Regions from separate parts of the Homo sapiens genome. Here regions 1, 2, 3, 5 and 6 are each linked to region 4. A link is an interaction called in ENCODE POLR2A ChIA-PET data of the cell type or tissue named here. Cell type or tissue: MCF 10A. All regions are shown on one strand. Links, peaks and the distances in the headings refer to the core of each region. The heading gives the core; the rest is flanking DNA.

Evidence for each region. Peaks named below come from ENCODE experiments on the same cell type or tissue, not always from the same donor. Only the 100,000 strongest peaks of a DNase experiment are listed, where the experiment ranks them.
Region 1: POLR2A ChIA-PET joins it to region 4 with 26 read pairs; 28 of 35 experiments call an interaction of 5 or more read pairs at or near these places.
Region 2: POLR2A ChIA-PET joins it to region 4 with 92 read pairs; 30 of 35 experiments call an interaction of 5 or more read pairs at or near these places.
Region 3: POLR2A ChIA-PET joins it to region 4 with 11 read pairs; 17 of 35 experiments call an interaction of 5 or more read pairs at or near these places.
Region 5: POLR2A ChIA-PET joins it to region 4 with 12 read pairs; 19 of 35 experiments call an interaction of 5 or more read pairs at or near these places.
Region 6: POLR2A ChIA-PET joins it to region 4 with 56 read pairs; 28 of 35 experiments call an interaction of 5 or more read pairs at or near these places.

What each region holds. Positions count from the first base shown.
Region 1 is chr1:145,976,702-145,981,867 of GRCh38, forward strand. POLR3GL (RNA polymerase III subunit GL) reads left to right here. Exons shown (of 8, transcript NM_032305.3): 4 at 383-451; 5 at 782-838; 6 at 1,077-1,150; 7 at 1,282-1,395; 8 at 1,660-2,147. The coding sequence ends at 1,746. Among named protein-coding and RNA genes, the nearest start is that of POLR3GL, 15 kb to the left of the region's middle. RefSeq lists enhancers at 731-820, 1,801-2,566, 2,174-3,373, 2,535-2,584, 2,592-3,233 and 3 more. In MCF 10A, for the core only: CTCF peaks have their summits at 991 (motif pointing right) and 2,376; DNase peaks (open chromatin) are centred at 990, 2,880 and 3,610.
Region 2 is chr1:145,961,648-145,966,813 of GRCh38, forward strand. It overlaps ANKRD34A (ankyrin repeat domain 34A), which reads right to left and starts at 2,928. Exons shown (of 4, transcript NM_001039888.4): 1 at 2,537-2,928; 2 at 1,663-1,890; 3 at 774-1,321; 4 at 1-232. The coding sequence starts at 112. POLR3GL (RNA polymerase III subunit GL) reads left to right here and starts at 3,043. Exons shown (of 8, transcript NM_032305.3): 1 at 3,043-3,121. RefSeq lists enhancers at 1-120, 2,770-2,939 and a silencer at 2,160-2,454. In MCF 10A, for the core only: no CTCF peak of the experiment used is centred there; DNase peaks (open chromatin) are centred at 1,854 and 3,014.
Region 3 is chr1:146,010,510-146,015,675 of GRCh38, forward strand. No RefSeq gene overlaps it. Among named protein-coding and RNA genes, the nearest start is that of HJV, 8.6 kb to the right of the region's middle. In MCF 10A, for the core only: a CTCF peak has its summit at 2,691 (motif pointing left); a DNase peak (open chromatin) is centred at 2,682.
Region 4 is chr1:145,856,828-145,861,993 of GRCh38, forward strand. PIAS3 (protein inhibitor of activated STAT 3) reads right to left here and starts at 2,254. Exons shown (of 14, transcript NM_006099.3): 1 at 2,140-2,254; 2 at 1-179. The coding sequence starts at 2,163. RefSeq lists silencers at 2,291-2,380, 2,851-3,060. In MCF 10A, for the core only: no CTCF peak of the experiment used is centred there; DNase peaks (open chromatin) are centred at 2,284, 2,764 and 3,054.
Region 5 is chr1:146,004,506-146,009,671 of GRCh38, forward strand. No RefSeq gene overlaps it. Among named protein-coding and RNA genes, the nearest start is that of TXNIP, 11 kb to the left of the region's middle. In MCF 10A, for the core only: a CTCF peak has its summit at 2,938 (motif pointing left); a DNase peak (open chromatin) is centred at 2,906.
Region 6 is chr1:145,955,860-145,961,025 of GRCh38, forward strand. LIX1L (limb and CNS expressed 1 like) reads right to left here and starts at 2,158. Exons shown (of 6, transcript NM_153713.3): 1 at 1,777-2,158. The coding sequence starts at 2,068. It overlaps ANKRD34A (ankyrin repeat domain 34A), which reads right to left. Exons shown (of 4, transcript NM_001039888.4): 4 at 3,582-5,166. The coding sequence ends at 4,410. RefSeq lists silencers at 1,813-2,092, 2,123-2,212 and enhancers at 4,591-4,709, 5,073-5,166, 5,110-5,159. In MCF 10A, for the core only: no CTCF peak of the experiment used is centred there; DNase peaks (open chromatin) are centred at 1,672 and 2,212.

The DNA.
Region 1 (5,166 bases), core at 577-4,576, 120 kb after region 4:
CAGGAGATTGAGACCATCCTGGCCAACATGGTGAAACCCCGTCTCTACTAAAAATACAAAAATTAGCTAGGCGTGGTGGTGTGTGCCTGTAGTCCCAGCTACTCAGGAGACTGAGGCAGGAGAATCGCTTGAACCTGGGAGGTGGAGGTTGCAGTAAGCTGAGATTGTACCACTGCACTCCAGCCTGAGGGACAGAGCGAGACTCTGTCTCAAAAAAAAAAAAAAAAAAAGTAGATAAGGTCCTCACTGAAGCTGACCCCCTGGGCTCTGGGTTTGGGGTAAGGAAACAGATAATTCCTCAGTATTGAGAGGGCTGGACTCTCAGGAACAGTCCTGTTCTGGGTCTCTGAAGGGATAAAACTTTGACCCTTCCACCCCTCAGATGTGGAGCGTTATTCAGACAAATATCAGATGTCAGGTCCGATTGACAATGCCATCGATTGGAACCCTGGTAGGTGATGGGCCCTTTCATTGACTGCCCTTCTTTCAAATGCATGGGATGCTTCAAGCTATTCCCACCACGCCCATGACCCCACCCCATTCCCCGATCCAGCATCTGCAAGCTAGAGCCTTAGTTATGGTCCAACACATTCTCAGATTCTACCTGAAAAAGCTATTAAATAGTTCCCACTACTCAGGAGATATCCAAGCCACTGAACAACTTTGGCCCAGCCCCTTCCTTCCTCTCCTTTAAAACCCTCACCCCCCTTTAAAACCAGTCAGTATTCACTGGAGACCCCAGGCAGGGTCCTATTGACATTTACGTTCCCACTATTCCCAGATTGGCGGCGTCTACCCCGGGAGCTAAAGATCCGAGTGCGGAAGCTACAGAAGGAACGTGAGTGTATCTGGAAAAAAGGAGGGAGAAGAGAGGTTTCCTTCATCAGCCTGAGGGCCGAGGCTGCTGCTGGTCTCACCTTCCATCCCAGTTCCTATACCCAATCTACCAAGTGTTGTTGCTAGATGTCATAGTGGCCACATGAGGGCAGCAGAGTGACATGTTCTTTGCATGAGGATGGGCTATAAAGCTGGCAAAATTTGCTCTCTGAAGGTTTACCTTTTGATCCCTCCACCAGGGATTACAATTCTGCTCCCCAAGAGGCCCCCTAAGACCACAGAAGATAAGGAGGAAACAATACAGAAACTAGAGGTGAGGAGGAAGTGTGCATAGAGACCTCCTGAGCCCTGGATCCATTCCCTCTCTCTTGGCCCATGTGTGCCTCAATTTTTCCCTTCTGTGAACTGAACCTGAGTTTCTATTCCTATTCATCCCCACATGAGACCCTGGAGAAGAAGGAAGAAGAAGTAACTTCAGAGGAGGATGAGGAGAAAGAAGAAGAAGAAGAGAAGGAAGAGGAGGAAGAAGAAGAGTATGATGAAGAAGAACATGAAGAGGTGAAGGGGACTCCTTCCACCTTAGTCCCCCTCCCTTTACCCTCTTTATACTAGGGTTGCTCTCCTCAGAGGGTTGGCATGCCAACAGAGATAGTGCCCCCCAGGGTAGGGGCTTCTCTCTACTTCATCTGCCCCCCTTCTACAAACTACAGCTGGAAGAGATGTCTCAGGCCTGGAATGGTGTGACTGAGAGGAAAGGGGTCTGGTACACAGGAAGGAAGGTGAATGCCAAATTGACTTTTACTTTTTTTTTTTCCATTTCAGGAAACTGATTACATCATGTCATATTTTGACAATGGAGAGGACTTTGGTGGTGACAGTGATGACAATATGGACGAGGCTATATACTGAAGAAGGACTCTGGACCCTCGTGTCTTTCTTTAGGATACAGAGAGTAACTGTACCTATTATTTGTTTCTTCAGACAAGCAAATCATTTGGTCAGAGTTCATATAATCTGTCTGTTCCCTGGAGATGGGAATAGAGGATGATGACAGTTTATTTTCTACACTTCCCCTCCTTCCACATTTGTATCACCTTTGCTATCTTGGGGAAAGTGCAAAGGACAAACATCTCAATTGTATGAAGGGAGAAAGGAGAATTGAAAGAAGAACTGGGGTTGTTAGAGCTGAGATGACTGTACACATACCCCTGCCCAATTTATATAGCTCTTTGTGGAGATAATTAGGGGTGGGAGCAGTTTGAAGGAGTAAGCCTGGTTTTATACTTTTAAATAAAGTGTTTTTATCTGTCTCTCTGTTGTGGGTGAGGCCTGGTGACAGAGGGCTGGAGGAATGAAGGAAATGCTTAACTAAGCCGGGTCTGGTGTGACACACTGGAGGGTTACAGCCCTACAGCCCGCTTGTCCTTTGTCCCTTCCCTTCTACCCCCATGGTGGGACACATATTCACAATCGAGCCCAGCCAAGGAATATTCAAGGCCTCATCTGTAGGGCAATGCAAAGTAAATTGTAGAGAACAGCCTACGCCCCCTGCAGTACAGCTGACTTCTGAGCCTCTGGTCCTCAGGCCACAAGGACATGATTGTGTCTGTTCACACATGTTCACAAGGACATAGGTCCTGTCTTTCCCACACTTGACCTTGATCTTGTCCTTATTTACAAAAAATGATTACAGCTATTTTTGTGGGGAAAGGCAAGAAAACCAGGTATGAGGAGGGAGGAGGAGCTGACTTATTCACCATACTCCCTCCTCTTCCAGACTCTGGAGATGCCACTTTGAAAGGTATGTCTGTGCAGAGCAAGTCCCCCTAAATATCCTGTTCTCCAGTTACAGAAACCAGTGTGTGGCTGAGTTGCAGTTTCTCTTTTGGTTCTTCCCTTTGTGGAATTTAGTTAGCCTTTCTCACTCCCTTTCTTTGGGGGAAGGGAGGTAGGCGGTGTGGTGTTGTTTTACAGGAAGTAAGGAGGGTGGGGAGGAAGGGAGTGACTTAGGGACACTCACAGATCTGAGAGATGCTTTCTCGCCCACAGAGCTCTCCCTTGGGTGAGGTCACTTTCCGAGGCTCTGATTGGCTTCTGAGGAAGCCTTAGATAAGCTGATTGGTTCCAGCCACTTGACATGCAACAGTCACGGGCAAGCTGCGTGTCCAGAATAGGAACTGAATAAGAAGGCATGCTATCATAGCAACCCTGCTGAGCATTTGAAAGCCGTAAGATGGGGTATAGAAGAACCTTCAAAAAATTCCCCAACTGCATTCAGGCAGGCCGACTGAATTCCCTACAGCATCAAGTGATAGAGACTGTCAATCTAAGGTTGAATATGTCTGACCCCATTGTAAAGAATGAAGAAAGACTGTGACTCCATTGAGGGAAAGCACCTTAAAAGCCTAGTTTGGGTGTGTTAGTTAGTGTTTACATAGAAGCAATGGCAGGTGCCATGGCTCAAGCCTGTAATCCCAGAAGTTTGGAAGACTGAGGCAAGAGGATTGCTTGAAGCCAGGAGTTTGAGACCAGTCTAGGCAACAAAGCGAGTCCCTGTCTCTACAACAAAAATATTTTAAAATATTTCAAATAGCTGAGCGTGGTGGCACTCCCTAGTAGTCCCAGCTACTAGGGAGGCTAAGGCAGGAGGATCCCTAGAGCCCTGGAGTTTGAGGCTGCGGTGAGCTATATGATTGCACCACCAGCCTGGGCAACAAAGCAAGAACCCGCCTCTAAGAAAAGAAGAAAAGAGTAGAAGCAGTGAAGGAAACAGGAATAGAAACAGAACATTCTAGAGTCATTGAGCAATTTATGATGATTGATGTGTTTTTTTTTTAGTCCTCCTGAGGTGTTGTGTTGAGTGGCAGGAAGGAAATAGGGGACCTGTAACGGGTTTCCCATAGCTGTACTTCAGCCTGTGATTATAGCTAGGGAGAGATCAGCAAAAACAAAAGTAAAAGCTATTGAAAATTTTCCTTTTGCATTGTTCCCTACATACACACACCAAGTCCTAACCTGGTCAACTATATGTGTCTGTGTTGGGAGCATAGCCACCCCATAAAGCCCACAATGTCAGCCTGGGAACTTAAAAGAGTGGGAACAAAGAAGATTCTGGAAAAGCAGCACACATCCTATGCACACACATCCTTTTCCCATGAAACTGGGGAAATGAGGACAAAGGTTGGAGTGACCACTTGAGATCAGTTGTATTACTTCAAAGTGTCAGGAAGATCAGACTATTCTTGGACTCTGCCCTGTCTGCAGGTGACCTTGCTGGACAAAGCCAGGGACACAGGACCCAGCAGCTTTCCCAGATTCTGAAGTGGTTCCAGGCATGAGCTAGACTTGTTTCCATCAACCTTTCCCCTACTTTCCATAGGTACTATCAGGCAGGCCTGAAGCCCAAGACCTAGTAAACAGGGTCACGGCTCCTATTCACTTTGGAAGAACCCCTGAGAGGTTAGGGCTTGAGGCCATACTTGCAAACTTTTTTTGTTTTGTCTTGTTTTGTTTTTTGAAATGGAGTCTCACTCTGTTGCCCAGGCTGGAGTGCAGTGGCACGATCTCAGCTCACTGCAACCTCTGCCTCCTGGATTCAAGTGATTCTGCTGCCCCAGCCTCCTGAGTAGCTGAGATTACAGGCGCACGCCACCATGCCCAGCTAATTTTTATATTTTTAGCAGAGACGGGGTTTCACCATGTTGGTCAGGCTGGTTCGAACTCCTGACCTTGTGATCTGCCTGCCTTGGCCTCCCAAAGTGCTGGGATTACAGGCGTGAGCCACCGTGCCCAGCGCCTGCTTGCAAACATTTACAGAGGACTTACACAGTGCTGCTCAGCCCAGTACTACTCGCCTGATAGGGCTTATGTTGAACAGATTGCTGCCATGTCCACAGCCTGGGCTGCACTGGCCCCAGGCAGGGTAGGTTCTCTGTCAAGAATCCTATCCTGGGCATGGTGGCTCCCACCTGTAATCCCACAGCTTTTGGAGGCTGAGGTGGGAGGTTGCTTGAGGCGAGTAGTTCAAGACCAGCTTGGGGCAACATAGTCTTCCCTAAGTCTGCCTCTACAAAAAAAAAAGGGAAAGAGTCCTATTTTTCTCTATGCTATGTTCCATCCCTAGCCTCATGATTTTTCTCCCATCTCAGGTGGGCAGTTTAAGAGGGGTCTGCAGACAGCCTCAGTGACTCAAGTGGTTTGAGGGAGGCTAAATGGCAGACCTGGAAGCAACATGTAGTTTAGATTGGGAGTGGAGACCAAAGAAAATTGGAGGGTCAGATGAATAAGGTAATTGGGCACCTATAATTTGGTAAGGAACAGACAGTTCTT
Region 2 (5,166 bases), core at 694-4,693, 100 kb after region 4:
CCTGCGCATCACCCTCATTCACGTAGGCGCCTCCCTCCAGAAGCAAACGGGCCAAGCGTAGCTTACCCTGACCCACCGCCCGAAGAAGAGCGTGGCCCTCGGTGTGCAACATAGCTGCGGCTGGGGCGAGGGCACAGATGGAGCCGGGACTGAGACCTGCCGAGGATGACTAGGGGTATGGGGAGGGGGAGTGGCTGGCAGAGGCCTGAGGTCTCAGTGACGAAGCCGATCCCTGCAAGAGAGACATCTCATTGATAGATTCGGCAGGAAAACTGAGGCACAGATGCAGGGACCCAGCGTGGGGTGGAGGAGACCTTCACGGCATACAGTCCTTCCTCTAACTCATGCCTTTGAGCCGGCCCTTCCCCCGCAGCGCATGCCTGAGGAGGTGGGAAGGGTGCACCCGCACTGAAGGACTAGCGCGCGTGCAAATGCGTTCGTGCACGCGCAGGGATGTCCGCACCCCCACCCTCACCCCATGGCTTATCAGACCTTTCCTCTGTCCCCCTTGTCTTATCCACACTTGGGATCCCCCTTTCTAGGATGCTGAACGCCACCCACCCACATACATGCACCCTACAGTCACACATGTATTCTCATTCCTAACCTGTTTTAGCTTGCCACAACCCCAAAAATTGAGTGGGGGGAGGGAAGCAGCCTGCATTTGAGACCTAAAACGGGTGGAGGGAGAATTGGGGGGTTCTATTGCCCCTGCGATGTTCCCCATCACTCCTTGCTCTTTCCCCTCCCAGGCTGTGTGCCCAGATAGATACCTGAATGTCCGCAGAATCTCCGCCTGGCCAGGATTGGGGCCGTGGCCACGGGGCAGCCGAGGTGGCGGAGCCAGTTTCCTGGGGGCCCGCATGGCGTGGGGGGGGGGGCACCCGGATTCCCTTGGTGTCAGTATCTGCGCCCCGGCGCCGGATCCTGGTCCCTCCTCCCGGAGCGCCCCGGGCACAGCGCCGGCTCGGGAGGAGAGAAGCTTGGCGGGGGGGGGGGGGGGGGGGGGGGCGGAGCTCTGCTGTGCTATTTATAGCCTAGTCACTGCGGGTGGGGGCGTCAGGCACCAAACTGCTCCCCCACTCATGCACACATAAACCCTCAAAAACCTAGAGGCTCCAATCCTGACTTCCTTTTCTCAGCCGACCTCCCCTCAGCCCCAACAAACCTAAGTGTTCCTTAGGGGACTCCTCCGCGACCCAGACAGGGACCATCATCCAGATTCTTCGCTGAGATTCAGCAGATCCCCATTCTCCGCACTTGGTGTGTTTGTGCGCTCCTGTGCGCCAGACCTGACCTGCCATACACGGCACATGGCACACTGTGTAAGAAAGGTGTAGAAAGGCTTTTTGGATCCACAGCCGGTGTCCATACTGTGCAAAGAGAGGCAAGAGATGTGGCTTTCTTCCTGTAGTTTAATTGTGAAGGAGATCACGGTCCAGCCTGGAGTCAGACACAGATACACCCCCGCCCCATCTCTCAAAAACGGAACACCCATCGCAGAGAAACTTGGACCTCAGCTCCCTTATGTAGACCTCTTAGATAAGTATGAGGAAGGTGGATATGGGAGCACTTTTAGATAAGGCAAGGGACATTCCAGGTGCCTCCACCCCGTATTATTGTGGGCAGGGAGATAGGACAGGGGCAGGAAGAAGAGCGAACCTTGTAATACACTCTCTCACATTGCATCTCTTTAATCTCAGTCTTGCTTAGACGTCTTATTTTTTCCATCTTGCTTGACGATCTCTGTCTGAAACATTCCTTATATCTTCTCTCTTCCTATCTGTCTATTGGTCTCTCACACTGTCTCTGCCTCTCCTTGCCACCTGCCCTGTCTCCATGGTTACCATAGCTTCCATCCACATATTTTAGGAATGAGTTTGTGTCCAGCTGGAAGGCACCAAGGGAAGTGGGAGAAAAAGAAAAATCCTAAGGATTTAAAAAGTTCACTCAGGGTCCTGAGCTAATTCAGAGGCTGGAGGCCCCCCAGATGCAAGATACTGAAAATAATGTTCCCGGGGATGGGAGAGAGAGAGAAATATTTGCAGGAAGCTACCCATTTTTACTAGTTATTTCTTGGACACGTGTCAACTATGTGCCATGTGCTTTACATACACTATTTTCAATCCTCACAACTTTATAAGATAGGAACTATCATCTTCTTGTTACAGATGAGGAAACAGACTTAATAAGGTTAAGCAAGCTCTCCAAAGCTTCACAGCTATGTTTCTGTCCTATGGCAAAGACTGGGAGCTTGCCACTACACCTACAGCCTCCCAGTCTACAGGCCATTTTCTCTGACATCTGGGATGTTCTTCTTGACTAACTCCTAGATTTCATCTCCATTCTGAACCTTTCTCCCTTGTTTCTGCTTTCTGTGAAAATAGGACTCCTCCTTCCACTCTGCTGGCTTTCCCAAGGAGCTCGCAGGAAGTGGAAAGTAGTGGAAAATGCAGAAAAAGCTGGGCTCCTGCCCTGTCTCCCCAACCCTGGTACGCTGATCCCAAATCCTTCCTTTCTTGAACCCTCTGCCCACCTTCTCACAGACACGGCAGCAACCCACAGAAAAACATTTTTAGAAAAGAAGTATCCATTGGTGGTGCTGGAGAGAGGCAGTGTATGATTGAAAGGAAGGCTGGAGTAATGGAGAGACCAAGCTATGAAGCTAGAGTCACAAAAAGACTGATCCCTAAAGAGCAGCTTTTACAGAGGTTCATTTCTCCGTAGGCCCTCTCCTCCTTTGGCCTCTCTGTAGGGGCTCCCTCAACACGGTCCCTCGATGAGATATGAGTGTCACGTTCCCTCGGTGAACTCTCGCCGGCTAGTGGCTCCTTCATCTGGAGTGAGACCGGAAATAAGTGACCCCAGCTGATTCTGCAACGCCCATCTCTCTCTGCGACCCGCTTCGCAAGCTTCGGTTCCGGGCGTACTCGCTCCCTCCCTCCTTCTCTTCCTAGGCTTCAAGAGGGCGGACTTCCCTCCTCGGCTTCTCCTGCATTGGCCGAGAAAACTCACCAATAGGGAGCTCCGGGAGGCGGGCTTAGAACGCCACCGACTTGAGGAAGCCCAGTACATTTCAAGTTGGTCGCGGCTTGGGCTCCGCTTTGGGGAGGGGCAGCAGGTAAGGCTTGACCTGGTTCGGTCCGACACTTGCCAAACTTGTTCACCCCGGCCAGGCTGCGAAATAGACAACGCTTTCCGTCAGGTTGTTGGATCAGCCCCCTTCTGGCTCCCTACCGTTTCTCCCCTGGGCTTCCATTTCTGTATTGATTGTATACTAGAGAATGGCAGTTTTCTATCGCGCATGGGGAGAGACATTAAAGCAGAAAACGAGACAGCCTCTTGTATCTGTCTTTGCTATAGCATCAACTTCCCCCTAATCTATTAATATTATCCCAAGAGCCTGACAAACTCCTGTTATCTATGAAGACTAGCTGAAATGCTACCTGTAGTTTTCCTGGGCCGCCTTTCTTGCAAAATGAATTGTTCCCCCGTCTACGATAGCGTTTTGTATATACCTTTATTAGGACACTTAGTGCACTGTCTCTCTTTAACGTTTCTATGCCTTTTAGAATAGAAGGTTTTGTAGGACAGGTGCTAGTAGTTAATATATAGTGCCCAATAAACGTTAGTTAAATAGAATTGATTTCTGGTAACTAGCACTCTTTTTGGGGAGGCAGAATTTAAACTCCTAACATAACTAGGGAACAATAAAAGACAATACAGTATGTAATTAAGAGCCATTAAATTAGTGGTTCATAATATTAGTGTTTCATAATTGTTTCTACAATCTAGAGAAGGAAGAAAGCAAGGAGAACTGGAATGGTGAGGGGAGGCTTTATGGATCACAATTTCTCAAGTTTGGAAAGGCCCATAGAAATGATGTATTTATTCATTCAATAAATATTTATTGAGCACCTACTATATGCCAGACACAATGCTAAATCATGCTGATCATAGGGAATCCTCTACTAGAGCCATGCATCCTTCTTACAAACCCTATGTAGTAAATTTTTACCCAGCTTCTATGTAAACATCTTTAGTAAGGGAACTCTCTTATCTCTCTTGTAGATCATTCAATTTTTTGATACCTGTTCTTTAGTCAATATCCTACAAATATTCTAAATAAGAAATATATAGCTAAAGGAAATGCATTCCACACTTCCACTGTAAAAGAGGGAAATATGGCTGGGCACGGTGGCTCATGCCTGTAATCCCAGCACTTTGGGAGGCCGAGGCGGGCAGATCGCCTGAGGTCGGGAGTTGGAGACCAGCCTGACCAACGTGGAGAAACTCTGTCTCTACTAAAAATACAAAAATTAGCTGGGCGTGTTGGCGCATGCCTGTAATCCCAGCTACTGGGGAGGCTGAGGCAGGAGAATCATTAGAACCCAGGAGGCGGAGGTTGCAGTGAGCTCAGATCGCACCATTGCACTCCAGCCTGGGCAACAAGAGCAAAACTCCCTCTCAAAAAAAAAAAAAAAAAAAAAAAAAGGAAATCTGTCCTTTTACAGTGGAATTGGTAGCATTCTTAAAAGCAAGCCATTTCTGGCTGGGCGTGGTGGCTCATGCCTGTAATTCCAGCACTTTGGGAGGCTGAGGTAGGCAGATCACTTTAGCCCAGGAGTTCAAGACCAGTCTAGGCAACATGACAAAACCCTGTCTCTACAAAAACTACAAAAAAAATAGCCAAGCATGGTGTCTCAGGCCTGTAGTTCCAGCTGCTCAGGAGGCTGAGGTGGAGGGTTGCTTGAGCTGGAGAAGTCGAGGCTGCAGTGAGCCAAAATTGCCACTGCACTGCACTTCAGCCTAAGCGACAGAGCAAGAACCTGTCTCAAAAAAAAAAAAAAAAAAAAGAGGCCGGGCGTGATGGCTCATGCCTGTAATCCCAGCACTTTGTGAGGCCAAGGCGGGTGGATCACGAAGTCAGGAGTACAAGACCAGCCTGACCAACATGGAGAAACCCCATCTCTACTAAAACTACAAAAAAAATTAGCCAGGCATGGTGGCGCATGCCTGTAATCCCAGTTACTCGGGGGGCTGAGGCAGGAGAATCACTTGAACCCAGGAGGTGGAGGTTGCGGTGAGCTGAGATTGCGCCATTGCACTCCAGCCTGGACGACAAGAGTGAAACTGTCTCAAAAAAAAAATAATAAAATAAAAAGA
Region 3 (5,166 bases), core at 426-4,425, 150 kb after region 4:
TGCAATCTCCGCCTCCCCGGTTCAAGTGATTCTCCTGCTTAAGTCTCTCAAGCCGCTGGGATTATAGGTGCCAGCCACCACACCCGGCTAATTTTTGTATTTTCAGTAGAGTCAGGTTTTGCCATGTCCGCGGCTGCTCTCAAACTTCAGACTTCAAGTGATCCACCCGCCTTGGCCTCCCAAAATGCTGGGATTATAGGCGTGAGCCACTGCACCTGCCCAGAAATGCTCCTCTTTTTGTTTTTTGGGTTTTCTTTTGAGAGGGAGTCTCACTGTGTCTCCAGGCTGGACTGCAGTGGCACAATCTCAGCTCACTGCAACCTCGGACTCCTGGGTTCAAGCGATTCTCCTGCCTCAGCCTCCCAAGTAGCTGGGATTACAGGCATGCACCACCATGCCCAGCTAATTTTTGTATTTTTAGTAGGGACGGGGTTTCACCATGTTTACCGGGCTGATCTTGAACTCGTGACCTCAGGTGATCCTCCCACCTCAGCCTCCCAAAGTGCTAGGATTACAGGCATGAGCCACTGCGCCCAGCCAAATGCTCCTCTTTTTAATCAATGTAATGTAACATGTAGTTAAAAATCACATGATATTAAATGATTTTACAAAAAACAGCAGTCCTCAAGCCCAAGCCCCTTTTTCTTTTTCTTTCTTTTTTTTTTTTTTTGTTGAGACAGGATCTCACTCCGTCACCCAGGCTGGAGTGCAGTGGGGCAATCTCAGCCCCAGGCTGGAGTGCAGTGGTGCGATCTCGGCTCACTGCAACCTCCACCTCCTAGCTTCAAGCAATTCTCCTGCCTCAGCTACCCAAATAGCTGGGATTACAGGCCCACACCACCACGTCTGGCTAATTTTTGTATTTTTAGTAGAGATGAGGTTTCACCATGTAGGCCAGCTGGTCTTGAACTCCTGGCCCAAGTGATCTTCCCCCCACTTGGCCTCTCAAAGGGCTGGGATTATAAGCATGAACCACCACACCCGGCCCCCGCCCCCTTGTTTTTGAGACAGGATCTCACTCTATCACCCAGGCCAGAGTGCAGTGGCATGATCATGGCTCACTGCAGCCTTGACTTTCTGGGCTCAGGTGTACCTCCTGCCTTAGCCTCCCAAGTATCTGGGACTACAGGCACATACCACCATGCCCAGCTAATTTTTATATATTTTGTAGAGACAGGGTTTTGCTGTGTTGCCCAGGCTGGTCTTGAACTCCTGGGCTCAAGGGATCCATCTACCTAGGCCTCTTAAATCCATGCCTAGGATTACAGGCATGAGCCACTGCACCCTGCCTCTTTCAGCTTTTTCATCTGGTATGCACTTCATATTTCTTTTCTTTCTTTCTTTTTTTTTTTTTTTTTTGAGAGAGAGTCTTGCCCTGTTACCCAAACTGGAGTGCAGTGGCGCAATCTCAGCTCACTGCAACCTCCACCTCCTGGGTTCAAGTGATTCTCCTGCCTCAGCCTTCCAAATAGCTGGGACTACAGGCCCACGCCACCACGCTGGGCTAATTTTTGTATTTTTAGTGGAGATGGGGTTCCCATGTTGGCCAGGCTGGTCTTGAACTCCTGGCCTCAGGTGATCCGCCAGCCTTGGCCTCCCAAAGTGCTGGGATTACAGGCGTAAACCACCGTGCCTGGACTATTTTCCTTATTAAAAACATTTACAGATCATGTGCCAGACTAGGTGTTGAAAATATAAAAATACAACTAGGCTGGGTGTGGTGGCTCACGCCTGTAATCCCAGCTACTTGGGAGGCTGAGGCATGAGAATTGTTTGAACCCGGGAGATGGAGGATAGAGTGAGCTGAGATTGGGCCACTGCACTCCAGTCTGGCGATACAGCGAGAGCGACAGAGCCTGCTTCATACCCCTTTGTAAGCCATCCCTCCTCCTCTCTGCCCATCCCTTAAGCAACCATTGAGCTCCTTTTCTCACTATATATGTGCTAACATTACATATATATTTTGAGAGGCTGAGGTGGATGGATCTCTTGAGGTCAGGAGTTTGAGACCAGCCTGACCAACATGGTGAAACCCATCTCTACTAAAAATACAAAAAGTAGACGGGCCTGGTGGTGCATGCCTGTAGTCGCAGCTACTTGGGAGGCTGAGGCAGGAGAATCGCTTGAACCCGGGATGCAGAGGTTGCAGTGAGCTGAGATTGCGCCACTGCACTCCAGCCTGGGCAACAGTGAGAGACTCTTGTCTCAAAAAAAAAAAAAAAAAAGGAAACAAAATAAATATTAGACATATCTACTCTCTTATGGTTATAGTAATTGAAATTTTAACTCTTACATCATGCTATATTCCCACCTTTCCTTTCCCCTTACCTCATCCTCCCAATAGAAAGTTATAGCATAGTTCTGGCTGAATCAATAGTCAGTGTTTACATTAGTATTACTGTGTAAATGATATCCATTGAGGAGCCAAGTAGTATATATTGATTGTTTCATGTCTTGAACAACCCTTTATTGTTAAATTATAATTTATTTAAAATTTTACTTTGTTTACTATGTACCTATCTTCAGTTTATTTCCTAAATGTCAATTCTGGCAAATGCCTATTAATATTTTCTTTCAAATGGTCAACATATCAGATAATCTTAGACGATAATTTTTCTTTTCCTGGAAACTTGCCTCATTGTCTGCCAAGTCACTTTTTAGTCACTAGCACCACCTGCTGACTCTTGGTGAAGTGGAAAGACAGAATTATGATTCACAGGGTTGATGTTCTTAAATCGGAAAATCTCCTTTCTGTGGTCTCTGACTTTGAGAATGACATTCTGGAGGAAGGAATGTGGTCCTTGTCATAGGAGTAGCGGAGAATATAAAATCACTAAATAAGGTCTTTCCTTTGTTCTGTTATCCTCTTCTTTTGTATGTTTCCTAGAAGAAGAAAAGTCTCTGTTGTAATCTTCCTTGTCATGCTATGGTCATTCTAAGCCTTTTGTCTGATCTACCAAGAAAAGAGAGAAAGATGTGCTACTCAATTAAAAAAAAAAAAAACTACAGCTTTATTGACGTATACTTGGTGTATGATAAATTGTACATATTTAAGGTGTGTCATTTCATGGGTTTTGACATATACAAATATATATATATATCCATGAAACCACTGTCACAATCAAAATGATGAACATATCTATCACCCCCATGAGTTTCGTCATGCCCCTTTGGGTTGTTTTGAGACAGAGTCTTGCTGTATCGCGTAGGCTGGAGTGCAGTCACGTGATGTCGGCTTTGTGCAACCTCCACCTCCTGGGTTCAAGCGATTCTTGTGCCTCAGCCTCCTGAGTAACTGGGATTTCAGGCTCATGCTACCACACCCAGTAGAGACAGGGCATTTTAGTGGAGACAGGGTTTTTAGTGGAGACAGGGTTTTTAGTAGAGACAGGGCTTTTTATTAGAGACAGGGTTCTGCCATGTTGGCCAGGCTGGTCTCAAACCCCTGGCTTCAAGTTATCCACCCTCCTAAGCCTCCCAAAATGCTGGGATTGCTGGTGTGAGCCACCGCATCCGGCCTACTTCATGCCCCTTTGTAAGCCATCCCTCCTTCACTCTGCCCATTCCTTAAGCAACCATTGATCACCTTTTCTCACTATATGTTTGCTAACATTTTATATATTTTTACAGTCCATGATCTGCTGAAGATTTTTAATAATTTGATATGAATGGAAGCAGATGGTATATACTCTTTTTTTTTTTTTGCGGGGCAACAGCTTTTTTCACTTGCATAATTACTTTGAGATTTATCCATGTTGTGTATATCAGGAATTAATTTCATTTTATTGCTGTGTATTCAATTATGTGAATTTACTGCAGTTGGTGTATCCATTCACCATTTCAACATTGAGTTGTTTCCAGTTTTTGGTTATTACAGATAAAACTGTTATAAGCATTTGTATATAAGTTTTTGTGCAGCACATGTTATCATTTCTCTTGGGTCAGTACCTAAGTTTGGAATGTCTGGTTTGTATGGTAAGTGTACACTTACCTTTTAACGAACTGCCAAACTGTTTTACAAAGTAGTTGTACCATTTTACATTCCCACCAACAGCACATGAAAGCTCCACATTTTCCTAACATTTTGTATTTTATTTAACAGTCTTTTCCATTTTAACCATTCTAGTGGGTATGTAGTATTTTTTCATTGTTGTTTTCATTTGATTTGTATTTCCCCAGTGACTAATGATGTTGAGCATCTTTTCATATGCTTATTTTGAGCTACCTATTTAAAAATGCTCCATTAATAATAGGGCTAGTTGGGCTGGGCATGGTGGCTCATGCCTATAATCCCAGCATTTTGGGAGGCTGAGGCGAGCAGATCACTTGAGGCCAGGAGTTCGAGACGTATCTGGTCTGCCATTTCAAATTTCTCCTGCAATTCTTTATCCTCTATTCCCTCCTCTCCACCTCTTTTAAGGACCACAGCCATTCTGCCATTCCCTCAAAGCACTGTCTCTATGCTTTCCAAAGTAACCTTTAGCTAATGGAGAAAATAATGTGTTGTAATGAAGAAAAAAAAATTGGGGGAAGAGACATATCCAGGGCTGTCTCTTCACTTCACAGAAAATATAGGTATTTTAACTCAAAACATCCTTTTGAAGAAATACTCTTTGTATTGGTTCTCTTAAAAGAGTAACTTTATCCCTCAGGTGTGGGAATTTCAAGTGAATTGAGAAGAATTTCGGCTGGGCGCGGTGGCGCACGCCTGTAATCCCAGCACTTTGGGAGGCCGAGGCGGGCGAATCACGAGGTCAGGAGATCGAGACCATCCTGGCCAACACGGTGAAACCCCGTCTCTACTAAAAATACAAAAAAATTAGCTGGGCGTGGTGGCGGGCGCCTGTAGTCCCAGCTACTCGGGACGCTCAGGCAGGAGAATGGCCTGAACCCGGGAGGCGGAGCTTGCAGTGAGCCGAGATTGCGAGATTGCGCCACTGCACTCCAGCCTGGGCGACAGAGCGAGACTCCGTCTCAAAAAAAAAAAAAAAAAAAAAAGAATTTCACAGCCAAGTGGTAAGTGAAATTCTTTGATGACACCTGTCATGTAATACTCTTCCTTCGCGCGGGCTTAGAGCTAGCCTTATTTACTTTTTTTTTTTTTTTTTTTTGAGACGGAGTCTCGCTCTGTCGCCCAGGCTGGAGTGCAGTGGCGCGATCTCCGCT
Region 4 (5,166 bases), core at 549-4,548:
TTCCGGGGAAAGCGTCGTCGGTAAAGCTCTTTGATCTTCATCTGGACACTAGGGGCACAGCTGGACTTCAGGAGGTGCAGAGCCTTGGCCAGGAGCTCGTGCTTCCGTCCACTCTTGTTCCGGCCAGCAAAGCCAAGAAGCACCTGGAGCTCAGACACCCGGAAACTCATCACCATGTGCTGTGGAGAAAAACAGAGAAGCTTGAGCATCCTCCCTTGCACAGGCCTGCCCTGCCAAGACATGGGCTGAGCTACCAGGTGGGCAGTGCCTTTCTCTCCAGCACTGATGGGAAAGATGATGCTTCGCAGCTAGTGGATTACTGCCAGGTAGTCGACCTATCCAAAGGGACATCTCAGTCCCACTTTAGCAACCATCAGGTCAGCATCATCACCACCACCCCCGAGCTTGAGCAACACTATTTCCCCAGGCCTGGAAGCAGCCAGAGTGGGGCAGGGAATGGCAGACAGCAAGCCACCCTCAGACACACCTCCGAGTCCATGCAGCCTCCCGCCTCCATCCCTGGACTCTGCTTTAAGCTGCTTATCTCCTCTCTTGCCCTTTCTCAGACTCTCAAACCCATCCCAGCCTCCTGGGAACAGGATAGGAGACAGGGAGAAGGAGGGAGAGACAAGAGGATTCAAGCCAGACAGCCCCACGGGAAGAAAGGGGCTAGGTGGCTGGAGGATTGTGCCCTTCAGCCCACCCCTCCCAACCACCTTAATTCACCTCAGCTATTTCCCCCAAGCCTCTGAAGCTTCTGTGGCCAGGGTTTTCAGGTCAGGGTTCAATGCTCATAACTTCCCCAGATCCTTTCTTGGAATCGTTTATATAACCACCCCCTCCCCACAACTTAGTCCTATTTTTCTGGAAGGGAAACAGGACCAAAACTTGGGTCGGGGAGATTAACAGTGAATCACTGAGTCCAAGTATCCTGCCTGTTTACTCTATCTGCCAGGAACCATAATCTGGCATCTCTCCTACACAGAGAAATTAATACTCCTCTACAACTTACAGCGCCCCCCTATAGGGGTGGAAGAGGAGAGGGCAGAGCTCTAAACAGAGACCCTGGGTGGATGAAGGAAAAGCCTCTGAGTCAGGGCACAGAATCGCAAATCCCCTGAAGGTAGCTGGGCCCAGTGGCTAGACCTCCAGCCTTCCCAGGACCATAGCTCCCATTTCAAAGGGCAGAAGAAAACCAGGAGGCAGGCGGATGAACTCGGTAGTTTGAGGTTCTATGAGATGTCCTCAGATGTGGTCACCCTCCAAACTCTATGTAGCAGGAGGGGAGCGCTCTCCTTAGAAGACTCCCTTCTGTGAATCTCTAGGAGATCCTGTCATGTGCAGGGCTTGCTAGCCCTACACAATTCTTCTCATAGGAGGCTTTGTCTTGGACCCCTTTTATGGAATGTGATGAGAAACTTGCTCCTCTTTCTCCCCATCCTTATCTCCTCTGTCCTGTCTTTTTTTCTCCATTAGCTTCCCCTATAACTTCCCACCTTTCTATCCCATAGTTTCACATGCCTCTGCCTCTTCCCAAACACCGCGATTCACTACGGCAGGACCTTCCTCTGAGCCTCCAGGATGCTTCTGCCCCACCCCTCGAGGTATCGGCCCGCACAGCCCCGCCCCCTGCATCTCAGCAGCCTACTGGTATTTCCCAAAGCTCGGATCCCGAGAGTAGCCCCAAAGACCCTATCCTCTCAGCTGCCTTTCCCCCGGAGCCTCCCCTACGTCTGCCCCGCGGTCCCATCCCTGCATGTGCCCCCTACTGTTGCATCTCTTGGCCTTGATCGACTCGCCCCCAGTGCCTCTACAGCACCTTTTCCCCCTGGCCCTACCCCAACAACCGCCCCTACTACTAAATCCGACTTCTACCCCTCGTCCCCGCCCCCTGCGCCTCAGCCCCCAACAGCTGCAATTCCCCTCGGCCCCACCCCTACATCTGCCCCGCAGCCCCGCCCCCGGAGCCCCGCCGCAGCCCCTTCCTCGCTCTCAGCTACTTCTCTCCCATCCTCAGCAGCTCGTGCCTGCCACGTCGTCGGCGCCCACCCGAGCCCCGGCACCCAGTCTCGGTCGCTTCCCGGACACGGCGTACCGCCGGGCTGAGTCCAGATGGGGATGGGGGGAGGGGGCCGGTACCTTTAATTCGCCCAGCTCCGCCATCTTGAGACATCGCAGGCGCCCCAGCCGGAGCCGGAGCTCAGGCCCAGGGACCGGCGCACAACTCTCCACCCTGGCGCCGGCCGCAAATGCCGCCTGCTCCGCCCAGTCCGGCCCCCTATACCTCCCCTTCCCGGCCCCGCCCGCCTGGCTTCGGACAAGCCCCAGCCTGAGCCCCTCCCTCCACAGCCGACCCAGCAGCTACACGTCTGCGGCCGGTTGGCAGGACGCGTAGCCCCGGAGGGAGTGTATGGCCCCCAAGATCGCGGGGTCCCTAGGGCAACGGGGAGGAGGCGGGCCCGAAGTGCCTGGTGGAGGGGGGCTTTGCCACGGCAGAGTTGGGAGGGGACAAGCTTTTAGGGAGCCAAAGATACTTGAAAGATGGAGGGAAAGTATCGGGAACTGCTAGAGCTCAGAGAAATGGGGGAGGGGGTAGCGAAGTTGGAGCGCAAACCCTCATCTCCATCTCTGCATAAGTTTAATCAACTAAAATCGAGAGGTCTTCCAACTCGGGAAATGGGCGAGCGCTGATCCGTCTTAGGGAAGCCGTGGAGTCGGCATTCAGTAATTCACCCTCTCCTCCTCCCCCATACACCAACTACAGTGCAGCTCGTGGTCCGATCGTAGGACTCAAACTCGGCAGCAAAAAAAAGTTTGGTGCGGGGAGCGGGACTTACCAGCACAATTGTGGGAAATGGAGAGAGGGCTCGGGAGGCTCAGAGGGCGAGCTGGAGAGGTGGGGGAATGGGGCTCGGCGCTGCTCCTGCTGTCCGCACGGCAGAAGTTCGGTCCAGCAGCCGGACGCGGCGGCCGCGGCTCCGCCCGGGCCGGAGCTCCGCCCGGCCTAGCGCTCGGGCTGGGGCCGCCCCCTCCAGGGGAAGCCCGCCAGGACCGCCAAGAGGGAAGGGGGGCGGAGCTCGGGCGAGAGAGGGAGGGACTCAGAGCTCGACGTTGGAGAGATTAACTCCTGGTGTGAGTGGATCTGGAGAGACGAGATCCTTGGATCCCATCATTCTCACTACCTCTGTGACCCCTCAACGCTTACGTATGGGATTGGGGTGGTGGCACACTGCTGCTAAGCCGGTGTGAACCAGGTATCTGACAGTATAAAGCAGTCTTCCTTGAAATGACAACTGTCCCTCCCTAGGGCAAAGCCTGGGGTACTGAATCCAAAGTGTACCTAACAGTAACTACCCTAGATACACGTGCAGAATACCTCCACCAGAGCCCCCATACCTTTGGTGTAGCTGAAGATGAACAGAGGGGTTTTCTTACCCACAAAAGGGATCTTTCTGTCCCTCTCTGAACTGCCTACCCACTCTCCTTCCTCCAAAGCCTTGGACCCTCCAGAGGCCCCATCCCAACCAAGCTGATCACTCACATGCAGGCACCAAATTAAATCTGTTTCTGTATCCATGGAAATACCTATTTTTTTATTTTTTTGGGGGGGGACCAAGTCTCACTCTGTCACCCAGGCTGGAGTGCAGTGGCGCGACTTGGCTCACTGCAACCTCCGCCCCCCGGGTTCAAGCAATTCTCCTACCTCAGCCTCCCGAATAGCTGAGATTACAGGCCTGCGTCACCACGCCCGGCTAATTTTGTATTTTTAGTGGAGACAGGGTTTCACCATATTGGCCAGGCTGGTCTCAAACTCCTGACCTCGTGATGCGCCCGCCTCACCTTGGCCTCCCAAAGTGCTGGGATTACAGGCGTGAGCCGCCGCGCCTGACCCAGAAAATACCAACTTAAGGGAAATGTACCCGCACTACATACTGAGAAACTCACAGCATTTTATAGTTGGCTGCAATTTGTTCAATAAATATTTGAGTGCTTATCAGGGATCATTAGGTGCTGAGGACATAAAAGCCTTGCAGGAGTTCACAGTCTAGCAGCAGAGACAAGACATGTTAAACCTATAATCAGCACACCAAAAAAGGGCTTTAATAAATAGGAAAAATCCTTTTATTTAGCTTAAGCCTTCAGTATAATCCTCCTCATAAGACCCTACCCAGGCCAAAGATTGAAGGTGCCAGTTGAACTGGAACTAGGCCCAGTTACTTTGTGGTTTTTGTCCCTAGGGAAGATGCCACCCTCTCCTAACACTCAGGTTCTTTCCTTGCTGCTTTGCTACCCAAATTGGTGAGCGCTTCAAGCTAAACTCAGACTCAACTAGTTCTAAATTCCAGCTGCTCCCTTCCAACACCTGAGTCTTCATCAGGTCCTGAGATCTTTTTTGCTGTTGTTCTGTTCAGTCCTCTAGATCAAAAGTTACTATAGTTTGTATTTCTAAGAATTTTCAGTAGTTGCAGGATGAGGAAGGTAGGGAGGATTATTAAAAAGAGACAAAGCGGGGATCTTTCGGAAGTGATGGATATGTTCATTATCTCGATTGTGTAATGGTTTTATGGGTGTATATGCATATGAAAACACATCAAATTGTATACTTCAAATACATGCATTTTACATGGAGAGACATATTGACGTATATCAGTTGTACGTCAATAAAGCTGTAAATGGCCGGGCGCGGTGGCTCACGCTTGTAATCCCAGCACTTTGGGAGGCCGAGGCGGGCGGATCACGAGGTCAGGAGATCGAGACCACGGTAAAACCCTGTCTCTACTAAAAATACAAAAAATTAGCCGGGCGTGGTGGCAGGCGCCTGTAGTCCCAGCTACTCGGAGAGGTTGAGGCAGGAGAATGGCGTGAACCCGGGAGGCGGAGCTTGCAGTGAGCCGAGATCGCGCCACTGCACTCCAGCCTGGGCGACAGAGACTCTGTCTCAAAAAAATAAAATAAAATAAAATAAAAAATAAGTAAAGCTGTAAATGCTGGGCACGGTGGCTCACGCCTGTAATCCCAGCACTTTGGGAGGCTGAAGTGGGCGGATCACCTGAGGTCGGGAGTTCGAGACTAGCCTGGTCAACATGGAGAAACGCTGTCTCTACTAAAAATACAAAAAAGTTAGCCAGGCGTGGCAGCGCACGCCTGTAATTTCAGCTACTCAGG
Region 5 (5,166 bases), core at 798-4,797, 150 kb after region 4:
CCTCTCCTTTTCTTTCTTGAAGTTTCACTTTTCAGTTTGACTGTCTGTACATCACTCTGTGTAAATGACTTTAAATCTATGCTATACCTTTAGCCTGTCTCCAAAGTTCCAGCTGTTATCTCAAATTCAGCTTGTCTAGTAATGAATTCATAATCTTTCCCTGGTGGTCAAACCCATTTCTTTGCCTTGTTTTTTTTTTTGAGACGGAGTTTCGCTCTTGTTGCCCAGGTTGGAGTGCAATGGCGTGATCTCAGCTCACCGCAACCTCCACCTCCCAGGTTCAAGCAATTCTCCTGCCTCAGCCTCCCAAGTAGCTGGGATTACAGGCATGCAGCACCACGCCCGGCTAATTTTGTATTTTTAGTAGAGACTGGGTTTCTCCATGTTGAGGCTGGTTTCAAACTCCTGACCTAGGTGATCCGCCCGCCTCGGCCTCCCAAAGTGCTGGGATTACAGGCGTGAGCCACCGCGCCCGGCCTTTTTTTTTCCCCTCTTTTTCTTTCTTTCTTTTTGAGACAAGGTCTCGCTCTGTCACACAGGTTGGATTGCACTGGTGGGATCAGGGATCATAGCATACTGCAATCTTGAACTCCCGCTCTCAAGGGATCCTCCTGCCTCAGCCTCCCAAGTAGCTAGGACCACAGGCATATGCCACCATGCCCAGCTAATTCTTTAATTTTTGGTACAGATGGGATCTCATTTTGTTGCCTAGGCTGGTCTCAAACTCCTGGGCTCAAGGGATCATTCCACCTTGGCCTCCCAAAGTGCTAGTATCATAGATATGAGCCACTGCCTCCAGCCCCCTTGTTTGTTTTAATAGAACCATTATATATTCCCCAAGTTATAAAGGCTTAAAATCCAGGGATTGCCTTTAATTCCTTCCTCTCTGTCATGCCCCACATCCAGTCAACTGCTGAATTCTATAGAGCCATCTTTCTAGTGTTTCTAGCACCTGTCTCCTGTTTCTTATTCTACTGCCACCATTCTGGTTCATGTTTTTGTTACTTTTGCCTAGATTACTTTAATAGATTTTAACTGATTTTCCTGCTGTAATCTATAGAACATCACTAGATTAATCTCACAGAATTGAGTTCCTGTGTGTTCCTATAATAATGCAAAATGTATTGCTTACTGAATCACGTTTAAATGCTTCAACCTGGCATTTAAGCCTTCACGAAATGTCCTCAACCAAATTTTCTCATTCATTTCCCACTATTTCCTCATACATGTACCCTATGCTTCAGCCAAAACTGAGCACTCAGTGTTCCCTTAATATATCCTTCTCTGTCTTTATGTCCCTGCTTACATTTTTCCTTGTACCTAGTGTGCCTGTCCTTCCCCATCTCTGCTTTTTGAAATTTTACCCACTCTTCTGTAGACAGCCAAATAATTTTTCCTCTATTAAACCTTTCTTGGCTGGGCGCAGTGGCTCACGCCTGTAATCCCAGCACTTTGAGAGGCCGAGGTGGGTGGATCACCTGAGGTCAGGAGTTTGAGACCAGCCTGGCCAACACGGTGAAACCCCATCTCTACTAAAAATACAAAAATTAGCAGGACATGGTTGGCAGGTGCCTGTAATCCCAGCTACTCGGGAGGCTGAAGCAGGAGAATTGCTTGAACCCCGGAGGTGGAGGTTGCAGTGAGCTGAGATCATGCTGCTGCACTCCAGCCTGGGTGACAGGGTGAGACTCTATCTCAAAGCAACAAAGCAAAACCAAAAACATTTCTTGCTTCCCAATCCCCTCAACTTTTTTTTTTTTTTTAGATAGAGTCTCACTCTGTTACCCAGGCTGGAGTACAGTGGTGCTATCATGGCTCACTGTAGCCTCGATCTCCCAGGTTCAAACAATCCTCCCACCTCAGCCTCCCGAGTAGCTGGGACTACAGGGGCATGCAACCACACCCGGCTAACTTAAAAAAGAAAGAAAAGAAAAAAAAACTTGTAGAGACAGGGTTTCACCATGTAGCCTAGGCTGGTCTTGAACTCCTGAGCTCAAGCGATCCACCCGCCTCAGCTTCTCAAAGTGCTGGGATTATAGGTATGAGCCACCATGCCCAGCCAATCCCCTCATCTTTTACCTTACAATCAAATATTTTTTCATTCTCTTTGGAATACTCCATAGCACATTCATATTTCTTACATAGCACTAACACGTAAAGTGCCTTTTCTCTCCTAAATTCCTAGAGAATAGAAACTCTGCCCTTTTTTATCTTTGTATTCTTCCTAGCATCTATTAGAGTACACTTCACAGAATAAATGTATTATTAAATATAAATTGAGGCCAGGTGCAGTGGCTCACGCCTGTAATCCCAGCATTTTGGGAGGCTGAGGCAGGCGGATCACTTGAGCTCACAACTTCGAGACCAGCCTGGGCAACATGGGGAAACCCTGTCTCTACTAAAAATAAAAAAAATTAGCTGTGTGTGATGGTGCACGCCTGTAGTCCCAGCTCCTCGGAAGGCTGAGGTGGGAGGATGGCTTGAATTGCCATGTCAAAAAAAAAAAAAAAAAAAAAATATATATATATATATATATATACACACACACACACACACACACACACACAGACACACACATACATATAGAGATAGATTGATTGAATTGATAGATTGGGTTATGTCTCTGGATAGAATATACCAGTAATTCAGATCCTAGTATTATTTCTTATTACTATTAGACTTGACACCTCAACCTCAGTTTCTTATGCTAAACTGTATCATATTTGTCCCTCCTCAAAGCCTGTGGCCCAAATATGTATCAGAGCAGGGACGGTAAGGAGGCGAGAGGTGGTGGTTTGTTTTTCTGTGAGAAGAAAATTGGACTGCGTTGGTGTTTATAAGTATGAGGGAGATGGGACATTGTGTGCTCAACCCAACTTCCCCTTTTCTGAGAAATTATTTCTTACACAATTCAGAAATACAGTTGACTCAGCTCTGCCACCTAGTGGGCAGTTTAATATACTGTCAAAATTCTTAGTCCAAGAATTGTCTCAAACAAATAAAAGCTTTTCTGAGAGCCAAAACAGCCCAGATCACTCCCCTGAGTGGCAAAGATGATTTTTGATTATGAGAAGGAACAAATGAAGGAAATGTGGTGTTCATGACTGAGGGAAAGAAATTCTACATTAAAACAAGTTTCTATTTTTTTATCCAGACTGACAATTAATAATACTTTCTTTTCTAAGAAAAAATTTTAAAACATTTATTTATTTTTCTAGATCCATCAATGCCTTTTGAAAAAATGAATTAATTTTTTTAAGAGATGGGCCTCTCTCTTGCCCAGGCTGGAGTGCTGTCGTGCGATCAGTTCACTGCAGTCTCTGACTCTTGGGCTCAAGCAACCCTCGGCCTCAGCCTCCTGAGGAACTGGGACTACCACCATGCCTAGTTAATTTTAAGTTTTTTGTAGATATGGGGGTCTTGCTATGTTGCCCAGTCTGGTCTCTAACTCTTGGGCTCTAGTGATCCTCCTACCTCGACCTTCCAAAGTGTTGGGATGACAGGCATGAGCCACTGTGCCAGATCAGTACTTTCTTTTTTTTGAGATGGAGTTTTGCTCTTGTCGTCCAGGCTGGAGTGCAATGGGGCGATCTCGGCTCACCGCAACCTCCACCTCCCAGGTTCAAGCGATTCTCCTGCCTCAGCCTCCCAAGTAGCTGGGATTACAGGCATGCGCCGCCACGCCTGGCTTATTTTGTATTTTTAGTAGAGACAGGGTTTCTCCATGTTGGTCAGGCTGGTCTTGAACTCCTGACCTCGGGTGATCTGCCCACCTTGGCCTCCCAAAGTGCTGGGATTACAGGTGTGAGCCACCATGCCCGGCCAGTACTTTCTTTGTTAATTATATTTTGTCATCTATATATCTATATATATGCATTATAACGCAGTTGCACAAACATTTGATTCTCACCAGGTAAGCAGGAAGACATTTTGCAGAAGAGAATATTGTGATTCAGAGAACTCAAATGACTTGCCTATGATCACACAGCTAGGACAAAATTCCTAGTGAGTCCCTGAGCCTTAAAAAAAAGATTTTTTTTAAGTCCAAGATTGTCCAAGTGTGGTGGCTCACACCTGTAATTCCAGCACTTTGGGAGGCTGAGGCGGGCAGATCACCTGAGGTCAGGAGTTCAAGACCAACCTGGCCAACATGGTGAAACCTCGTCTCAACTGAAAATACAAAAATTAGCCGGGCATGATTGTGGGTGCCTGTAATCCCAGCTACTCGGGAGGCTGAGGCAGGAGAATCACTTGAACCCGGAAGGCAGAGGTTGCAGTGAGCCAAGATTGTGCTACTGCACTCCAGCCTGGGTGATAGAGCAAGACTCTGTCTCAAAAAAAAAAAAAAAAAAAAAGTCATCTCCTTTGTAAAGCTTTCTCTGATTTCTACATTTATTTTTCATTTTTAATTAATTAATTTTTAAATTTTTACCTATTTATTTTTTGAGACAGTATTTCACTCTGTTACCCAGGCTGGAGTGCAGTGGTGCAATCTCAGCTCACTGCAGCCTCGACCTCCTGACCTCCTGGGCTCAAGCAATCCTTCCAACTTAGCCTCCCGAGTAGCTGGGACCACAGGCACACACCACCACTCCCGGCTAATTTTTTGTATTTTTCGTAGAGAAGGGGTTTTGCCATATTGCCCAGGCTGGTCTTGAACTCTTGAGCTGAAGCAATTCGCCCACCTCAGCCTCCCAAAGTGCTGGGATTACACGTATGGGCCACTGCGCCTGGCCTTTAATTTATTTTTAATTCTTTTATTGAGACAGGGTCTTGCTCTGTCACCCAGGTTGGAGTGCAGTAGTGCGATCATAGCTCACTGCAGCCCCAACCTCCTGGGCTCAACTGATCCTCCCACCTCGGCCTCCCAGGTAGCTGGAACTATAGGCACATGCCACAACAGCCAGCTAATTTTTATTTTTTTTGTAGAGACGGGGGTCTCACCATGTTGCCCAGGCTGGTATCAAACTCCCGGGCTCAAGCAGTCCTCCTACCTTGGCCTCCCAAAGTGCTGGGATTACAGGCATGAGACACCGCTCCCAGCCAGCCTACTTTTTTGAAAATATGACTTAGTTTCTCAAAGGTAGAAGTGTTGTATCAAAGACTGACTATGTGAAACGCTTAATATTAAAAATGTTGGTTCTGTGCCAGGTGTGGTGGCTCAAG
Region 6 (5,166 bases), core at 388-4,387, 99 kb after region 4:
GGAAATGAAAGTTTTTACAGGATGTCCAGTTTGGGAGCCAAAGCAGAGGCTCTCCAGGTAACACAGACAAGAAAAAGGGTGTACTCTTCTATAATTTTAATAAATGCCTGTAAGTTGCCAAGAGGAAGGCTTCAGATTTAGTGTGACCACTCTAGGCTACTCCTGTGCCCAGAGGCAAAGACCTTCCCTTGATCTTGACTTAGAGACTTGAAGCAGCAGGATAGTAGCTAATAGCAGTTCCATCACATAGCCTTGTTAAATCTTGGGATTACATTGGAAAAATAGTATTTCCTCATGAGTTTCAGATTCATCCATTTGTATCCCCAGCACCTAGCAGAGTTCCTGTCTTATAATAGGAGTTCAAATTGTATGAAGAACAAAGGGAAATTGATGATGAATGAATCATTAGGCACATATAGCAAAATGGCTCTAAAAATCTGTTTTCATAGGAATTTTTGGGTTTACATTATTAGGATTTAAGAGTGGGAAAAAGTGAAGCATGTTCTACTTAAGGAACTATGAACCAACAAATTTGAGATAATAATCATTTTTAGGTTATATGTCATTTGCAATGTCTCAGTCAATCCATATTGTAACCCTTGAAGAAACTGAAGCTCAGTGAAATTAAGTCCCTTCCCCAAAGATTTGGCTGGTAAGTGACAAAGATCTCCAAAGCCTGTGTGTGCTCTTTTCACTAAACTTTCTTAAAAAAAGAAAATCTACAGAAAAGCCCTGTAACTTTTCTCTGTATTATTGTTAAACAGAAAGTTAAAGATATAGTCACTTCCAGGTCAGGCAGGACCTGGCCAAGCAGACAGAAGGGATGTCTTGTAAATTCCAGGCTTAAATTCTGTATTCCACACCCTTCACTATATATTCCTTATTACTTACACTATAAATCTGGAACTCAAACTCAGACAGGAAACTACCCTAGTTAAACGAAAACAACAAAGAAAACCCTCACATCCCTCTTTCCAGAAATTAACGAAGTTTTCTAACTGAAATAGAGTTTCTAACCTGGCACATTTCCACAGAATTTAACATTGAAAGAGCCAAGGCCTGGGATTTATCCTCAGTTCCTGGGCAAGGGCCAGGAAAACACAGCCAGACAGAAAGGCTGGAGTTGTGAGTCTCCATACTAAAAAAGATACCAAAGTAAGGTACTGAGCCACAGGAAGCTGCTGTGAGTTCAGTGGTACAGGTCCGGATTTAAATACACAATTACTATGAGTGACTTGTGAAGGCACTACCTAGTTCCCCAGTAAATCTGAAGTTGCACTGAAATTTCAGAGTGAAGGTAAGTAAGTAAAGAATTTAACAGTCAAGGTTAAGGGGCTGGAGCAAATTAACAGGTGAGTCCAGGAATTGCAGAGATCACAGAGGAAAGACTGAGAGGGTATGGATGAGAAATTGGATCTGAAATAAAAGACAGGATCCCACACAATGAGGACTGGTTCTCAAAGGCAGAGAGATGTTAAGGTATTAAGCTGGAGGAGGAATTCCATTTCTAAAGGAGAAAAGCTTAGGAAGAAAAGAGGATTGTATCTGAAAAAGAGTCCCTGGAGAATATATTAATAACTCAGTAAAGGGGAGGAGGTAGGAGGCTTAAACGTGTGTATGAGTGTGTGCGTCTGTGCGTGTGCGTAGCCCAGAAGGAAACTCCCCAAAAGGAAATGCATGTGAGGGCTCCACGCCAGGAAAAGCGATCCGGAGGACTGTGGGAGCAAGGCTCCCTTACAGAGGGTGTCGCGCAGGAGGCCAGACCCGCAGACTCACCTCGGCCATAGCCCTGCGTGTGCTTGGCGAAGCTCCTCACCACGGCCTCCACGGCCTCTCGCAGCACTGCCGGGCTGCCGGCGGCGCCGGGGGGCAGGGGTAGTCCTGGGGCCCCAGACAGGAGCAGCGGCGGCGGGGGCGGTGCGGGAGGCGGCGGGGCAGGCGGGGGGCCCGCAGGGGGTGTGGCGGTGGCGGCCGCGGCCCCAGTCACTCCGGGCCGCAGCGCTCGGAGAGTGCCCCTCCCGCTGGTGCCCACACCAGGCTGCAGCCGCTGCGCTCGCATAGTCTCCATCCCGGCCGCCAATGGAGTAGCGCCCCGGAGCCTGCCAGCCTGCCGAGCTAACGGTCCCAACCACCCCAGTCAGCTAGCGCCTGGGGACTCAGGGCGGTGCCAGGGCCGAACCTTCAGTCAAGTGGGGGCGGGGACGAGCTAGGTCCCATGCCAATCACCAGTGATGGGGCGGGAGCTGGAGGGCTCCTGCTCCGCCATAGGCAAATTATTGAGGAGGGTGGGGATTCTCAGAACCAATTGCAAAGAGAAAAAGCGTATCCTCTGAAAGGCAGACGCAGAGCTTCGGCGCGTCTTTGGGAGTCCTGTGGCAAGCACTAGAAAGCAGGACAGAATCTTGGGGCTGGGCTTGAAGAAAAAAATGGGCCTAGATGCAAGATTGGGGAGGATTGCAGACAGAGTAGAGATCATTTTGTCCTACCATTTCATTTCACAGATTGCAGGTGAGGATATTGTGGCTCAGAGAAGTAATTCGACTTGTCCAACATCATATGCAATTGGTGGTGGAGCTAAGGCAAGAAAGATACTGACATTTAATGAACATAAACTATGCAATGTACTGTAGTGCATGTCTTATTTACAATCACAATCACTAACTAGATTTTGTTATTTTAGGGATAAGGAAACAGATGCTGAGGGAAGCTAGAAAAATGGCCAAAATTAAATAGCTAAGAGATGGCAAAGTGGAATTCAGAGTTTAAGCATAGGTGTTCTGATTCCCAATATTTTTATCTTTTTACTATGCCACATTGTTGGGTAAATTTCTGAGTTCACTTATTCTAAGTAGAGGAAGGGAATAAGAGAGAGTGGGATGGGCAAGTCTCTTTGCCTCCCATTAGAGTGAGAAAGAGTTAGGATACATGCAGAAAATTAGCAAACTGAGAAGTCCAGTTGGGGGAATTAAGAAAATTACCCTTGTTGGTATAATATGTCAGACTGGGTTCCTCTGATTACTTTGCACACACACACACACTTGCACACATGCACACACACACACTCTACATACCCTTTATCATGTGGTCACCAGGCCATTTTTGCTTAGGTGAGATTATATTAACTGCTTCCCCCCATCTCTCCTACAGTGGCTCAGAAATCAAAGATGGGGAAATAGAGGCCAGAAGTAGAAGAAAATAGAAGAAACACACTTGGTGAAATGAAAATTAGACCCTGAATAAAAACTGTGAGTAGTCAAGAAATAGGAAGTTTCAAAAGGAGACAGTTAATCTACTGGGATATATCTGCTGATGATGGAGGGAGGAACTCTTTGTAGGAACCTTAAAGAATTCAAGGTTGGACATAGAGGAAACTGGAGGAAATGAAATCCTGTCAAATGCCTTAAAATCTTCAGGACACAGGACACTTGCCTTTTCTCTATAGAAAAGTTGGTTTCTTGGAAAGAAGGTGGCTGGAACAGCTAAGTATCCCTTGGATAATTATAGCTATAAGTTAGTGTTACCCTCCCTCCCCATTCCTCATTCCCCATACCCACACCTCCAGGCAGAAGTGACAAAACAGAGACTTCTGAACACATTTATTTGATATGTCAAGTGGAGAGAGGAGTGATTTAGGGTTTCTCCCCACTTCTACCTGTGGGGGTGTTCATAAGCTCAGACAGACAGAAGAGCAGCTTAGAGCCCATGACCCACCCCCTGGGAAAATGAGACAATCTGTTGTAGTTGTTGGAGGAACAGGGTGGGAATAAAAAGCAGGAAGTTGAGAAGTGAAGTTGAGAGCAGTAAAGACAGCAGCAGAACTGAGGCTGGGGGTTGCTGCAGGAACCCCCAAGAAGAGTGAAAAAGATATCCTGAAAAGTGGTTGGGGTTAGAAGCAGGGTGTGAATAAGGAGCCAGGCCTGGAGAAAGAAGCAAGACCTGCAGAATGGGCTGGGATGTCCACGGAGAGAGTGTGCAAAATCATGATAGGCTGTGTTTCAGGGCATACATGGAAAGCAAGGGATTGCTTCTGCAGGAGGGCAAAGACATCGGAGACTGCCCATAAGTAAGGGTTCCCTACTGCTTCTGAACAAATGCAAGAGAGTTTGGGACCCTAGCCCTGTGTGTTTATTGATATGCTGTGCCTGTAGGTACACAAGTAATCCCATATGCATGTGAAATGACCAGGGCATGAATACATGTGTGTATATACCCAGTAAATAGAGTACTTATTCTTTCTTGCTAATAAGAGTACTGTGCTTATGGACACATGTTTAACCATGTGTGGGTGCACTGTGCACCCATGAGCACATGCAAGAGATCCCTTTGTTCGTGGTGTGTGTGTGAGCTGGTTCTCCCACCTATCCCATTAAGGTCCTAATCCCCACCCTCCTTGGCTCCTCTCACTCCTCTCAGCGCCCTGGCTCCCCAGGCCCACCTAGACTCTGGAAGCCCCCCAGCAGGCGGATCTGCTCAGTCTGCATGGAGTGGCGTCTCACCAATTTGCGCTTGGTCCTGGGAGAGCCTGGCGCCCCGGCATAAGGAGGGGCAGGCAACGAAGGCGCCCGACCTCCGGGTTGTGGGCGAATGTCAGGGATGGGAGGGTGGGGACTGACGTTGAGAGGGGGTAGGAAACCCGGCCGCGTTTGCGAGATGTGGTCCAGGAGCAACGTCCCCGAGCCCCTCCGCTCCAGCAGCCCCGGACTCCGCCTCCTTCCGCTTAGCGGAGATACTGCCCCTGGCAGACTCTCCTGGGACTGGCGCGGAGAGGGAGCCGAGCCGGCTGGAGGGAGGGTCAACGGGGAGGCGCTGTATCGGCGGCGCTCCAGGGACAGGCGGCTGGACTCAGGCGAGTCAGGGCAAAGGTGTCCAGGGGTGTCCAGCTCCACTGGCTCCATGCGGCTCAGTTTCTGCCTCAGCCCTGAAGGGGGACCAGACTCCTGAGCTTCTGGTGCTGTGTTTCGGCGAGAGAGAGGACCCCCGCTAGTCACTTTCTCCGCCCATGGGGGCGGGTCCTCAGGGCCTTCGGTGCTGTGACGTCGGGAAAGACGGGGTCGACCGGTCAGGGTCAGGCCATTGAATTCGGCAGTCAAGCGCTCGATCCCCGGTCTCCCTTCAGTGGGTGGGACTGGTTGAGGAGGGGCCACTAGGCCCCAGGGCTCGGAGTTG